Regions from separate parts of the Homo sapiens genome. Here all the other regions are linked to region 1. The links are chromatin contacts, found by Hi-C or POLR2A ChIA-PET in ENCODE. All regions are on one chromosome and are shown on one strand. Each heading gives the region's core, a stretch centred on a gene start or an enhancer-like site at or near the end of the contact. The rest is flanking DNA. Distances are from core to core; before and after follow the strand shown. Region 1 has its middle 100 kb from the start of LINC03062. Region 2 holds the start of NFIL3 (nuclear factor, interleukin 3 regulated). Region 3 has its middle 32 kb from the start of SYK.

Region 1 (5,006 bases), core at 1,579-4,078:
GCAGGTGATACCAAATCCACAATCCTGCCCTCTGAAGGGTCCCAGCCTCCCTCAGTTCTTGGATGAGGGGCCTGAGGCTGGCTGGCAAAACCCTGCCTTGCCTTCTCCCAGAGCTGCCTTTCCCAGTGCCTGTGGCATCCACAACCCCTTCCCAAGCAAACCACCAAGAAAACAATAAAATCACATTGGCATTGGAAGTGGGCCAGACATCTGATTGCACGGGTGGCACCCCCTCCCACTTGTAGCTCCAGATTCTCTATCTGTCAGGCCAGACCTGGGGAGGGCTGGCAGCTGGGCTGACCATGGTGGACAGCTAGCCCTCCTCATGCAGCACCGAGACCAGGCCCTGCATCCCTTTAGCACTGAGTCTCTCTGATCAGGCCCTGGGACTTCTTTGAGGCGATTGCCAAGCCTGCAGACAGGCATTGGTTCTCCATCCTTGGGAGCCAGGATGCTCCTCTGGCTGTGGCCTCCAGGCAGCGTGTCCCTTGCTCCATGATGGAGCCATCTCTTTGGGTGCATGCCGCCCTCCCATTCTCTCCTCTCTATCATCCAGAGAAGTCTCACTGCCACCCTCCCCTGCTCTCATGGTGAAGCACCACGAGGACCAGACAAATCCTAGAGCTATGTCCTTGGCCCAGGGCCACACAGCCCATTGGCTTGGCAGGGCCAAGGCTGGGGCCTCATCCGTGTTGAGAACAGCTGTTTCTCCATCCCAGCTGAAAGAGCCCAGGCTGACATTCACGTCACAGTTGAATGAAGCCTAGAGTGACTCTCCCCAGCAGCAACTTTCCATCAGTGCAGCCGGCTCCACCCAGGCCCCCCACAATCCTCACACCTAGATCAGGAGCAATTTCTGCAGGAGTTGTGGGCATGAGGCAGAGGGTGCCCAGAGCCCCCGTGTCCCCCAGGGGAGTGGACTGGTGTGAGACAGTCCTCACCTCCTCCCTAAGCACTTTCTCTGCAGGCAGCACATTAAACTACCATGATGGCACCCTCACTACTAAGATAAGGAAACTGAGGCTGAGCGTGTCTGTGGCCTACCACACTTCATTAACTTCCCGGGGTTCTGACACCAGGACTCAGGTTTCCTGATTTGCATTTAAGTTGTCTATCCACAACTCAAGGGTCTATTTTGAGGAATAAAAATAAAACAAATATAAATGTTTTCCTCATGGGATAAGCACACATGTCAATGTGGTGTCTGGCCCTCCCCCACTGAGAGTGGGGTCTATGGGCTTTCCCTGGAATCTGGGATGGCCTGCTGCTTCCACCAAGGGCATATGATAAAAGCAATCCTTGGGGATTGGCCAAGGTAGAAAGGTAGAAGCTGGGCTTTTATGCGGCATCCTAGGGGCCACACAGCTTCTAACTTTTCCACCAACACCCATTCTGAAGTGCTGGGCCTCCATAGAGGAAGTCTGCCCTGAGGCCACCATGCTGTAAGGAAGCTCAAGCCACACAGAAGTGCTCCAGGCAGCTGCCCAGCTAAGCCTAGCCTTGCAGAGCTTCCAGCCCAGCCCTGAGCCCGCAGATAGAACACACCCAGGTGTTTGCATGCCCCAGCTATGGAGTCACCCCTCTGGGTGAGCTTTCCAGCAGCCCTGCCTGAACACCTGACTCACAGAACACATGAGCCCAGGGAAATAGGCATTGCTTTATGCCGTGAAGCATGGGCTAGGTAGTGACACTGGAACAGTGGATCCATCTGCAACAGGAAGATCCAGGCCTGCATTTCTCCAGCAGGCATGATCCACCATCACACACACTCTCAGCAGCCAGGCCTAAGCTGAGGTATGTAAGGGACTGCCCTGGGTGATGACTGAGGAGTGAGGGGATGATTCCAAACCCACCCCCTTCCTGCAAGGAGGCTAGAGTCGAGAAGATGGAAATAAATTGATAAATCACCTGTCACCCCACCAGAGCCCCCAACCATGAAACTCTGGAATGAGACACATAGGTGGTGATCCTCACATGCCCAGGACCGGGCTGGCCACGGTCAGTGAACTTAGCCCCCGGCCAGCCCATACCCTGGCCCCACCCCATGGTGGATGCCCAGAGCCTAGAGCTGGAGTCAAAGACACCATAAAAGCAGAGCCGGCGGCATTCCCGGGACAGTAGGGCTGTCTGTGGTGAGTCCCACAAATCGTGGTCCCCCTGAGGCTCTTAGACCACAGCAGACATAGAAGCCCTGCCAGGCAACTCTCTCCAAGGACACCAAAATTATTCTGTCACTCCTGGAGCTGCTGTAAACATTGTGAACCAGGCGAGAACCTCTTTGAAGTTCAAACCTTGCCTACCCACAGAAAGGGACTCTCCAGCCAGGCAGCTCTTCACAGGGCAATTAAGATGTTGTCTCCAGGTATCTGGGCAATTTGCAGGGTTCGCTGTGGCTTTTCCTGGCAGTCAGCTCTCTGGCTCCTGCCAGAAGGCTAGGTACAGACGGGCAGTAGCCAGGAGGCCCAGGGCAGGGGCTGCAGCCAGGGAAGTCTGGGACCCCTGGGGGCAGCAGGGCCAGTTTGGAGGCTGCAGACGCTCCCTCCCGCCACAGGGCTGTCTCAGGCCAGCCAGAGCACACCTGAGCTCTGTGCTTTGATGTCCTGTCTTTGCAGACAGCTTTCTTAGCTCTCACTGAAACTGTTAGAAGTGATTCTTAGCATGCCTTTTATCAGAGACCAGAAGAAGGAGTTGAAAGTGGGACTCTGGGGTTTTCAAAAGAATCTGCAAGACTGGGGAGGGGAAGAAAAACCGCCTCAAGCCCTGAAAGGAAGCAAACAAAGGTCTATAGTCTCCCCGAGCCTGGAGGCCACGGTCCCAGGCCTGTGATGTGTGTAAGGGGAGGGGTGTGCTCAGAAAAGCTGCTGGGTTCACAGCTTAGGGTTTGGGTTGTGGTTTCACTTGGATCCTGTTAGAAATCTAATTATAAAAACCAAAGGGGCAGGTTCTCAAATCCCAGGCAATGGGGCACCCACCACCCTAAGCCAGCTCTTCTGCCTGGGACCTCCCAGAGTGTGCCACCTCCTGGGCTCTGCAGGTGAGGTGGGGAGGGCTCCAGATGAACAAAAATGCAAAATGAGAGCAGACAGCTGCAGTGATAGCAACCCACAGCTGGGACTGAGTCCCACCAAGCAAGCAGAGGCCTGGACTCCCTGAGGCCACAACGACCCGGCCGCGGTTTCTCAGGCAGAAGCTGCTGCCACAACCCTTGTAGGCCCAGCTGTTTTCACGGTGCTATTTGCCATAAAGGATGTCTTTCTTCTGGTTTGGTAAGAGAGAGACCTTCTCAGCAGCCATCAGGATCACAGCAAAGCCCCTGGTCACCAGGCAAGCCAGGCTCCCAAGGCCAAAGACATGTGAGGATGATGTGATACCTGGCCAGGAATGAGGTATCCCAGGCCAGGTGCCTGCAGGTGTTGGGTAGATGAGGGAGACTGCACCCCACCCTCAGGAGCCACCACCCACGGCGCTGATGGACATGCTGGCCAGCAGCCTAGCTGGTTTTTATTGTAGTAAAATATGCACAACATAAAATTTACTGTCTTAATTCGTTGTTCAGCGTACAGTTCAGTGGCATTAAGAACATTCACACTGTTGTGCAACCATCACCACCCTCCATCTTCAAAACGTTTGCATCTTGCAAAACTGAAACTATCCCCATTAGACAACTCCCCAGCCCCCAACCCCAGCCCCTGGCAACCACCATCCTACTTTCTGCTTCTACGAATTTGATTGTAGCTGGGACACTAGCTACCTCAAATAAGTGGAATCATACAGTTTTTATCCTTTAGGTATCTGACTAAAGGTAAAGGTATTTTTAAAGACATTTCAAGGCTGGGTGCAATGGCTCATGCCTGTAATCCCAGCATTTTGGGAGGCCGAGGCGGGCAGATCACCTGAGTTCAGGAGTTTGAGACCAGCCTGGCCAACATGGTGATACCTCATCTCTACTAAAAATAGAAAAATTAGCTGGGTGTGGTGGCACGCACTTGTAGTCCCAGCTACTCGGGAGGCTGAGGCTGGAGAATCGCTTGAATCTGGGAGGCAGAAGTTGCAGTGAGCCGAGATCTCACCACTGCACTCCAGCCTTGTAGAGCAATTCTCCATCTCAAATAAATAAATAAATAAATATAAAAATAAAAATAATGACATCTCAATTGAATTGATAGAGTCATTTTACCTCTTTTGTCCTTTTTCAATTAATAAATAATAAAAATAACTATTTCAGTGTACTGTTCTATGAGCTTTAAGACATGTATAGATTGTGTAACCACCACTGCAACTGGGATACAGAGATGTTCTATCCCCCAAGAAAACTCCCTGTACCTCCCCTTTATATTCACAACCTCCCCCACCCCAACCGCTTACAACTACCAATCTACTCTTTCTCCCTAGGTCACCTTTTCAGGAATGTCATATACATGGATGTGTAGCCTTTTGAGATTGCCTTCTTTCACCCTAATGCCTTGGAGGCTCATTCAAGTTGTCGCAGGGATCAATAGTTTGTTCTTTCTTACCCCTCAGTTGTGTTTCACGGTATGTCGGAGCATTTGGGGGCCTGGCTTGCTTCACTTAACATAACATCCTTAAGATTCATCCGTGGCCAGGCGCGGTGGCTCAAGCCTGTAATCCCAGCACTTTGGGAGGCCGAGGCGGGCGGATCACGAGGTCAGGAGATCGAGACCATCTTGGCTAACACGGTGAAACCCCGTCTCTACTAAAAATACAAAAAATTAGCCGGGCGCGGTGGCGGGCGCCTGTAATCCCAGCTACTCGGGAGGCTGAGGCAGGAGAATGGCATGAACCCGGGAGGCGGAGCTTACAGTGAGCCGAGACAGCACCACTGCAGTCCAGCCTGGGAGAAAGAGCGAAACTCCGTCTCTAAAAAAAAAAGAGAAAAAAAAAAAAAAGATTCATCCGTGTTGTGGCCAGGCACCTTGGCTCACGCCTGTAATCTCAGCACTTTGGGAGGCTGAGGCGGGTGTACCACAACATCAGGAGATCGAGAC
Region 2 (5,006 bases), core at 1,723-4,222, 1.7 Mb before region 1:
ATTAAGTTGTTACTAAATTACAAATTCCTATTAATTCCCATTTTAGTAAGGAGAAGTCACTGTTTTAGTCATTCTGTTCTCAAGCTATAGCTCTTATATTTGCTTAGTCAGAAACCATGTTGGCAGTATAATAAAATGAATTAGAATGTGGTTGATTGTCTTCTGCTGGTAGTTCTCATCCCTGTCCAGGCACCTCCTCCCTTGCCCCTGCCCTCAATCCACCCCTAGCACTGAGAGGTTGCTGAGAGCAAGAACCCCTTCCTCCTCCTCCTGAGAACCTTACAGCCCAGCTCCACCATCAGGCACATGCTGATGTCTTCCTAGAAGCCTCCCCACCCTGGTTAATTTGTTTCAAATATCTTAGGTTTTTATGCTCCATTTACTCGAGTTAATCTGCAAATACTTACCTACTCTGTGAATGTTCTAGGATATAATATTAGATACATCATCACTTCGGCCCTGGGGACAGATCCTTCATCCTGTTGTTTAGTGGTGTCCTAATCACCAGGAGGAGCTAAAGAGTTGTTTTCTAAGCTGGTATCTCAGATACCTTTCACACTTCCTCTGATTTCCAAGTTAGATGGTAACAATGAATGATGCACAGATATAATACATACACAATCTAAAATACTCCAAGTAAATATAGGAGCATTCGATTTCAAAATTCAGCATAAAGAATAAGTTTCCAGGTTGAGAGAACTCCTCCAGCATCACTGCCTGGGGTGGCTCCAGGCACGTTCTTTACCTGTCTTGAAGGTCGAGTTGTCTTTAAAGAAAGACATTTACTACAACGGCTTTGAAATTCCATGAAATTATTCAAAATGCAGAACAAGGTCAGAACACGTGAAGGGGAGGGTAGATTATGCAGGACAGCCCTGGATTTCTAGACAATAGCTGCATTTCTGACCCCAAAAAGGCAACTAATATGGATATGATTTTGATTTCATCTAAGAGAGGTTCTCAAAGCTACAAATAAGCATTGTAAGGTTTGGGCAAAAAGGAAACTATCAGTAAATTTGAGAAAAGTGGCCAGGCACAGTGGCATGCGCCTGTAATTCCACTACCAGGGAGGCTGTGGCCGGAGGATCCTTTGAGCCCAGGAGTTCCAGGCCAACCTGGACAACATAGTAAGACCACATCTTGAATTATTATATATGTATGAGAAAAGTGGAAATTATAAACTAAAATCAGGATTTGTTCTCATGAAGGTAGTCAAGTTTGGAAAATGTGTAGTGGAGGGGATGTGGTTCTTGCATTAGTCAGCACCGGGAAGATGGTGTCGGGGAACACGCTAAGCCCATATTGTACGTCTGAGTTTTCAGAGCCTTGTCAGCAGAGCTGTACTACCAGATAAATCACGAACAAGAGTGCGTTCAAAACCACAACGCTGCCCTGGAAGGCTTTCCAAAAACTCAACTGATAGGTGATAAAAATTTTTTAAATATGACTTGCGTTATTATGATATTAACTGTGCAAGAAGGGGAAAGGTAGAAAAGACAATCTTGGCGAGTAGATAGATCTGCTGCTCATGGCAGACACTAGGGATGGTACCTGGGTGTTCACTCTGCTCTTCTCTTTACTTTGGTTTTTGCTTTTTAAAAACGAAAGGAGCAAAAAGAAGTGGAAAGTCGTGGAGGCACTCGGCCCAGCCCCCACGTAGTTCAAGGAGACCAGGAGGGAGCTGGCTGGTGGAGGTCCTGCCCACCTGCCACACTCCGTATTTGGGCAAGCCTGTGAGTCACTGTCGGGAACATGGCTCCCTTCGCCAAGGCCAGCACTGACCACTATCCGTGTATCGGTAAACGCAGGGAGTGTGCCACGTGCCTTGACAGTCTAGCGCGACGACTTAAGAAGTCGCGGCTAGGTGCTCTTTTTTCCATTTTTTTACGTCTCTTCCGTAGCCCGGGAATTTGGGAGAGAAGACTACCGTATCCAGTTAGACGCAGAAATAACACTAAGCAGCTATCAGCTCAAAATCACAGGAAGAGATCCCGCGCGGTCGTCTCAAGCCCCAGCACCAAACGACAGTGGGCGTCCCAGCGGGGGCACCCGAGCGCGGACCTTCACATCCTCCGAGGAACGCCGCACCCGCGTGGCGGGGGTGGGTAGATGGACCTCAGCGAGCCTCGTTTCCCAGTCGTGTTACGCAACAACTTTGCAGCCGTCATCTTCGCCCTAATTGTGCAGGGGGCGGTGTTTGTGCGTGGAGCTTTCCCTCCCGGCTCCGGGCCGTCGCGGCTCTCGGGAGAGGCGCCGGGACATTTTAATCGCTGCCTCCGCCGCGCAGCCCTGCGCAGCTGCCCGGCCGCGCCAACCCCTTCCCCGCCGCAGCGCGCCCCGAGTGTTGGCAGCTTGCCAGCCGCCACCCCCCGCCTTCCCTCCTGCCCACCCCAAGGTAGAGGGCTCCTCTCGGGAGTGTGCGGGGAAGGGGAGGCCGAGGTCCGGGCCACGCCCGGGTAGCCGCAACCCGCAGTGCTCAGTCGGCAACAGGTAGCCCAGCAGGCTGCGGCTCTCAGGAAGACAAAAAGCGCCTCTGCGAGCAAGTGAGGGTCGCGGGGAGCGCAGAGCCACCGCGGCGACCGGGAGGGTGAAGGGAGCCAAGAGCGGACGGGGCGGTGGGACGGGGGGCTCCCGGGCTCCTCCGCAGGCTCGCTCCGGTCGTGTCGGCCGCGTGGGCCGTTGCGCAACACTCGTTGCGCCGGGAATGGGGCGCCAGCCCTCGCGGGCGCTCGGACGGCGGTGGCCCTGGCCGGGGAGGGACGCGAGCTGGTAGTGGCGCCGCCGCGGAGGGGGAGCTGAGGGCGGGGAGGCGGGGCGGGGCCGCGGAGTGCCCGCCCCGGCCCGCCCCTGCCGGCCGCGGCCATTGGCGGCGGGCCGGGGGCGGGTGCGGGCGCGGCGATTGGGGCCGCGGCCGCCAGTCACGCGGGGCTGGCGGGCGGCGACGTAGCGCGGCGCTCGGAACTGACCTACTAACACACATCTCTCCGCGCGGCCACGGCGCCCGCGGACCCGGCGCGCCCGCCCGCCTCCCGCGCCGCGCCCTCGCCGCCGCCCGCCTCCCGCCGCGGCCCCGGAGGCCCGGCCCGGCCCGAGCCCCGAGCGCCGGCGGCCCGACTCCCGGCCGCCCCTTTCTTTCTCCTCGCCGGCCCGAGAGCAGGAACACGGTAAGCGCTCCGCCCACCGCCGGCCGGGGGCCCGGCGACCGCTCCCAGGGCGCGCTGCGGGCGGGCGGGCGGGCGCGGGGTGCGGGCCGCGCTGTGTGCGGGGTCGGGCTGTAAGCTGGGCTCGCCAGCGGCGGCGAGTGCGCGCGGGGCATTCATTACATAAACTTTTGCTGCCTTGTCAGGATGGGACTCGCCACCTTAAGGTGGCTGCTTTGATTGCAGCGCCTTCGCGCCGGCACGTAGTCCTGGCTGGTTTGCGCTCTCCCCCCGCTGCTGTTGCATAATGTCTCCTGATTTCAGGAAAATTGATGTTTTGGTAAAGAAGAGCGCCAGGCAGGCTGAGCCCTCTCCGAGCGGGAAGATGCTCTTTCCTCTCTAGTGTCTTTCTTTCTCGTTCCTTCTCTGGGGCTGGCGGCGTAGGGGGGAGAGGAATGGGGGGTTGAGGAATGGGGAATAGTCTTAATTTGCTTGGTGAGAAAAAGGGTTGGTAGCGTGAACGGTGACGGCATTCGGAGAATGCCTGCGCGGCGTTTGTTTGTGTCAGGGGCTGTGTCTGCACAGACGTTTTCCACCCTGTTTGTCGTCAGCGTGTTTTACAAGCCCTCGGGAAGGTTGTGGGATTTGTCCTTTCATACATTGCATAATCTGCCCACGGTGAAATGTTGGCAAGAATTGCGGGCTGATGTGGGAATATGCGCGTATGTGTGCAATGATTTGGTAATTGAGGCGCAGCGTTGGATATTAGATCGTTATTTACGTCTATATTACGTCCCAAATAAACAGGTTTTAAAACGATACTACAAAACCTAAAAGCAAGAATTGCTCGCATTGAATTCTGATCTTGGGTACTACTGGGGTTCGCCCTTTCAATGTTCTCAGCTGTTATTTTTAAATCTGGGACGAACCATTGTGACGTTTACCTCCCCACCTTCCTAATTTTAATGCATTCCATTCGATCAGCCCTTTTTCTCACCTTATTGTCATTGCTTTTTCAGACACGACAAGACAAATCACATAATAGTTTCCTGGAAATGTTGCATTATGTAACTGCCGAATTTGCTGGCAGTGAGCATAGAGAGAGGGAGCTAATTACGTGATTTTATAATCTTGCTACAAAGAAAGTAGGACAGTCTCAGCCTTTAAGAATGTCACTATAACAGTTTTTTTTTTTTCCTTAAGGATATTTTAAACAGGAAAGTAGACAACCGGGTAAGCATGGAGTTTGCTCATGCTGCCGAATGTGTGTCTTTTGCCCTAAATGAAACGCACGTTCTTCTAAATTTAGCCCTATCACATTTTAACAATTGTGGCCTCGCAGTGCTATTTCTGGTGTTTTCTCCAGGGCTGTGTGCAAATACAAGTTCAAGGCCATTTGCTGTAGTTTTAACTCCACGCCTTCGGAGACCTTTGATAAGATTGTATTTTTAGGAAGGCATTTCGCAGCGCCCGGTGATTTGCTGGATGCTGGCTCCCATTTATGTTTTTAAAGGACACTTTAGGAAACTGCTGTTCTCTGAGAACAGCAGGGAATGGCCAAGTGTCATCTTCTGTTCTTGGCTTTTGTAAATAACAACAGTAAGTGAGGTCAGAAGTATTTATTTACCCCCAGACCAGATATGACCTATGGGAAACAGATATAGGTTAGTAGATTGTTTTTTTGTCTGGATACCCTGGTTTTACTTATGTGAAGATGTGTGAATATGTAATTTACCCAAATATTAAATTTCTTCCTGGACTGTTACATAGTGATTATGTGTGAATATATGTATATGATGGGATGTATATATAACGTAACATTTAAATTAAGTGCAGGGTTTTTTTTTGTGGGAGGTGGGGGGTGGA
Region 3 (5,006 bases), core at 794-3,293, 1.0 Mb before region 1:
TCTGCTTCTGAAAAAGCCAAGGTAGAAGGGATGAAAGTGTCCACATTTAACAGTAACTTGGGACTTCCTGAAGATATCCAAGGATTTTTTGGGAAAGACTGAATTTACATTCTGAAATGAGAGCTGGCATCAGTTAAATGAACATACTAATTAAAAAGCTCCCCTTGGCAGGGAGCTGGTTCTTCCTTCTTGTCATGATGGTTAGGGGAGTGGGGTCTGGGTCGCCTCTTCTCGTGACCTAAGTGCTTTGTGATCACTTACATGGCTTGCCCACTTCCCTCTTCAGTGCCTGGTTCTGGATCCTGGTAGCACCTTCATCTGTGCTTGTGGCCAGGAATGGGCATTGCTGCTACAGCCATGGCCCCACCCTGCACACATGGATCTACCTTCTCTTCTTTGTGGCCCACCTTCCTGGCTCAGGGACGCTGCTTCTGCTTGAATTCCAAATGGAAAATGGATGCTCCCCTTGGAGACTGCTTTTCTGTGTAGCAGAGAGCACATTGTTTATACTAACAGTAAATCCATGGATTCTGTCTTCTAATAACAGGTTGGTTATTTACAATGTGCCAGGCATTATTAGAAGTGCTTTGCTTATATTAATTAGATTGTCATAAAACTCTGTGAAGTATGTGCTATTATTTTCTTCATTTTACAGATAAACTGAGGGACAGAGAATTCAAACAACTTGGCCCAAGCTATACATTGAGTAAATGGTACTATCTTGTGTCAGATCCAGATTTGTAATGGAGGAAACCAAAATATTTCACCTCCAAATATCCTTCTTTGACATATTTTGAGGTGGCTGTTCAGAGGGCCTGCAAACAGAGGTAGCCTTGCAAAGCTGTCCTTTGCGGGGAGATTTGCATCTGTACAGAATCAGCATGGTGCAGCCAGGTTTTCTCTGAGGCTAACCCTTGTCCAGATCAAGAAAAGATTAACAGAGTCTGACACCTTAAATTTCTGAAATAAACATTTACCATCTATTCTCTCTGAGGACTGCTACCTGTAAGGTTTCACCTGTATAATAAGACCACATTTGCAAGCCAGACCTCCTCTTCTCTTCCTCCCATAACCTGCCTTGACATCATAACCTGATTTACCACCGCAACCAGTTTTTGGCCGTACTCCAAGCCCACATTTTTTCTGTAACCTTAAGCTGTGTATAGGCTGGATGTGGTGACTCCTGCCTATAATCCCAGCACTTTGGGAGGCCAAGGCAGGAGGATCACTTGAGGCCAGGAGTTCAAGTTCAAGGCAACATAGCGAGACCCCCATCTCTACAAAAAGTGAAAAGAATTAGCCAGCCATGGTGGCACAGGCCTACAGTTCCAGCTACTCAGGAGGCTGAGGCGGGATTGCTTGAAGGACTGCTTGAGCCCAGGAGTTTGAGGCTACAGTAACCATGATCCTGCCATTGCACTACAGCCTGGGCAAGAGAGTGAGACCCTATATCAAAAGCCTTTAAAAAGATAGTGTAAAAGTCTCAACCTCCTTACCATTTCTTGGAGATCTTTGTAAGATTCCTGTGCACATTAATAAATATGTGTGCCTTTTCTCCAATTAATCTGTCTCTTGTCAGTTGATTTTCAGTGACCCTTCCAAGGGCAAAGAGGAAGTTTCCCCTTGGCACCCACAGGAACAACTGCCCCTCACTACCTTCTGCTTCACAGTTTCAAATGACTGGCCACTCACCAAAAGGCAGAAGAGGTTCATGAGTTCCTCTTTTTCTCATTTGCACTTGACCTCTTTCTCATAACACACATCCAGCCATGTCTTCTACATATTTTTTTCCCCAGTAAAACATCTGTGACTCATAGTTGTAAAAAATCAAATGAAATAGTAAAAATGTTTTAAAAGTACATCTCAGGGCTGCTTCCCTTAGAGGCTGCTGCTGCGCAACACTAAAGGACATACATGAAGGTGTGAGAGAGCAGCGTGACATGTGTCCCATGGTCCCCATGGTTTATACACTTGGTTTTCCAGAAAGCATCTCTGGTCAGCACAGATGCAGAATTTCTGGTTCAGTGCAGTTGGCTGAGCACTTGTGCTTAATGCCCCACCCACAAGAGACCCCATTGAAAACGATTTTGAAAGAGGGAACAAAATGTCACTGCAGACACCACTGGAGGTGAGGTGGCAGGTGGGATTTCACTTCGGGCCAGATTGAAGACTGGTTGAAACAGGGAAGAGGCATGCCTACCAGCACCATGATGGTTTACGACTGCCGTGCCAACACCTGGAAGTTACCACTTCTGTTCTAGAAATTTCTGAGTAACCCACCCCTTAATTTGCATGTAATTAAAAGTATGTATAAATATAACTGGAGAACTGCCTCTGAACTGCTACTCAAACACACGGCCTTTGAGGTATCCTGGTTCTGCAGAGGCAGTCACAGAGCTGTAACACTGTTGCCCCAATAAAAGCCATTTTTTTCTACCACCAGCTCATTCTTGAAACCTTTCCTGAGTGAAGCCAACAATTTTCCCAGGCTAAGCCCCAGTTTTGGGACTGGCCTGCCCTGCATCAAGTGGCATTCCTAGCTGCTCTCACAGAAGGCCTATGCCCTCCCTGGAGCCTCCTCAGTGCCGCCGTTCTGAGGAGGGTCCTGCCAGTTCTCTAACAAAGGATTCCATCCCAAGGTCATCAGGCACCTCTCCCCCTTATCCAGCTAGCTCCAGCCTATACTTCTTACTGCTCAAAAGAGTAAGCCCAACCAATACCTCCAGAAGTGGACCCCATATCAGCCCCTAAAAGTCAAACCTGTGTCCCTTGCAAGAAGTAGCTGATGAAAATTGGGGAGCACTTAGAGTACATGTGCTATTTTCTATGTCTGATTTGGCTGTATTTAACAAAAAAAATTTGGCTAGTTTTCAGAGGATCCAGAAAAGTTTATAGAGGAGTTTTTTAAGTTGACCATGTTCTTTAATTTAACTTGTCATGACTTGCAAGTATTATCATTTACTTGCTGTGCTATGGAAGAAATGCAGTGGGAAACGGGTGTGGTTTAGCCAATGAGTTATGACAAGGTTAGAGAAATAACTCAGGGAAAATATGAAAGTCCCACTCTGTTTCAGGGTCGTTTGGTTGAGGCACTCAAGAAATATACTAACACAGATCCAGACTCCTCAGAAAGGCAGGCTCTCCTGGGTATGCATTTTATTACTCAATCTTCCCCTGACATCAGGAAAATGCTACAAAAAGCAGCAGCAAGGGGGTCTCACACCCCCATAATCCAACTCCTAAAGACGGTTTTTGGAGTTAAGAACAAAAGTGACAAAGGAGAAGAAGAGGCAAAACCATAAGAAATAGCCAAAAAGTGCAATTATTAGCATAAGCTTTAAGCCCTCTTCCTCCTCAGGGTTACCCATCCCAAGAAAGTGTCACAAGATCAGTGTCTGGAATGCCCAGATGAGAGCCCCAAACTGACTGGCCCCTGGGTCAGAATCAATGTGCCTACTATGAACAAAAGGGCTGTTGACAATGAGACTGTCCTAACTGTCCCTACTGACAGAGAGAAAAAACTCTCCATCAATTCTAGAGCTAACCTTCTTCCACTAGCCCCAATGAGCTGCTTTGCTCAAGTAAGTTTACTAGGGATCTTAGATCCTTTACCTGACAAACAGCTTCCTGCAGTGGCAGACTAGAGGCTGCCTGAACATTTTTCTTCAGTGTTCCACTGCTGGGTGAGCTCTCCAGCAGCTCAGAGACTCAGGTCTCCCCTTCAGTAACACAGTTTGCCCCCTCCTTTCCTTATTGGCTGCTACAGGATCCCCTTCCCTGCCTCTTCCTGTCTTCCATGCCTATTGGGGCAAATAAAGTTTGGTCAGGTAGACAGGTCCCAGTTTTGTAAATAACTTGGATCCTGTTATCCTGCATAGGCCCTTTGTTTGAAGTGTTTGTGTGTATAGACAGGTATTGTGGCATGTCCTGTGTCTAGCATGCTATCAGATTGGCTTATAAATAAAAGAGCAAGAATAAATTAAACATGTAAGTCTAGTCTGAACTTGTTAGTTTGAAAATAATATAGTGCCTTTTACAATTTAACTTTAAGGTAAACCACTGTTGTTTGTAGGTTTTGAACTGGTTAAAATGGCTTTAAATAGCAAGCTTTTTGTGTAGTTGAAAACCTTAAAATTGTGAAATGGTTCTTATCTACAGAATGCCAATGTCTGTTGGGAAGTTCAGGATTTCTTGCCTCCTAGGTTTATATAAAATGTGCCAGGGAAAATATATTCTTTATTGGGAAAAGGAGTAATTTTTGTCAAATTCAGAAGTCATTGAAGGTGAGGTTCAAATTATGAAGCAACCATGAGTGGAAAAAAAAGAGATAGAAAGAAATCTCTAGATAAAAAATGTATTTTTTTTTGCAAGGAAGGATATAAAGAAAGAGTAATTTTGTATAAAAAGATATTCTACAGTAAACTCTTGTCCTAGAGGAAAATGAATGGTTATTTAAGAAAGAGGTAGTATAGGACAAGTCAAAATGTCCAAGCATGTGGTAGATGGTATATGTAAGTTGTGATAAGGTTCATAAAGGGGAATTTATGAAAGGAATTTTATGTGTGATTAAGCTAGCTGTAATTAAAAGAAAATTGTATATAATAGACTTTCTAAAAATAGTCTCCATGTCAAACCAAATTTTCTTACAGTATTAATTTGCTAAATTACCCAAAATTTTGCTTTTCGATTTCATATTCTATTTCTTTTAAAAGCCTCTTGCTTCTCAGAGTCATATAACTGTGTCCTTTAGCCTTTTCATCAGCTCCTGTGACATTTTCTCTTCTGGTTCTGAGTGTTATTGTGGCCTGATACTAAAGTGTTTTGTCTCAGAGGTCTATAAAAGCTGTGTTTTTCTCCAATATAACTTGATTCTATACTCTTGGTTTTTCTTGATGTTTCTAAATTTTCAGTGTAACCAGAAAACTTTCTCAGTTCCCCTGCTACACTCATAATCTTAAATACACTTTTCCTGCATCTGATTAAATTCAAGTATTATGTTTTTCTTC

Evidence for each region. Hi-C counts contacts between places; a loop is a spot of excess contacts on that map. ChIA-PET counts read pairs that join two places held with the same protein, here RNA polymerase II (POLR2A). Pooled maps may share reads with other maps.
Region 2: a loop to region 1 is called in a pooled map, with 2.4 times the contacts of the local background. The contact joins the promoter of NFIL3 here to the enhancer-like site in region 1. A Hi-C loop is called at or near these places in 1 of 50 pooled maps. POLR2A ChIA-PET finds 5 or more read pairs at or near these places in 2 of 52 experiments (T-cell and activated T-cell).
Region 3: a loop to region 1 is called in a pooled map, with 3 times the contacts of the local background. The contact joins two enhancer-like sites. A Hi-C loop is called at or near these places in 1 of 37 single-sample maps with no recorded cell type and 1 of 50 pooled maps. POLR2A ChIA-PET finds 5 or more read pairs at or near these places in 1 of 52 experiments (WTC11).

The regions. Positions count from the first base shown.
Region 1 is chr9:89,741,458-89,746,463 of GRCh38, reverse strand. No RefSeq gene overlaps it. Among named protein-coding and RNA genes, the nearest start is that of LINC03062, 100 kb to the right of the region's middle. RefSeq lists enhancers at 2,612-2,671, 3,272-3,321. Within about 2 kb of position 2,828, at least 6 of the 41 ENCODE cell types and tissues checked have a DNase peak (open chromatin) inside an H3K27ac peak, as active enhancers do.
Region 2 is chr9:91,421,798-91,426,803 of GRCh38, reverse strand. NFIL3 (nuclear factor, interleukin 3 regulated) reads left to right here and starts at 2,972. Exons shown (of 2, transcript NM_005384.3): 1 at 2,972-3,164. LOC105376146 (synapsin-1) reads right to left here and starts at 2,771. Exons shown (of 2, transcript NR_188612.1): 1 at 408-2,771. LOC124902209 (a long non-coding RNA gene) reads right to left here. Exons shown (of 2, transcript XR_007061661.1): 2 at 4,745-4,785. RefSeq lists silencers at 128-324, 2,635-3,034.
Region 3 is chr9:90,767,233-90,772,238 of GRCh38, reverse strand. No RefSeq gene overlaps it. Among named protein-coding and RNA genes, the nearest start is that of SYK, 32 kb to the left of the region's middle. Within about 2 kb of position 2,043, at least 2 of the 41 ENCODE cell types and tissues checked have a DNase peak (open chromatin) inside an H3K27ac peak, as active enhancers do.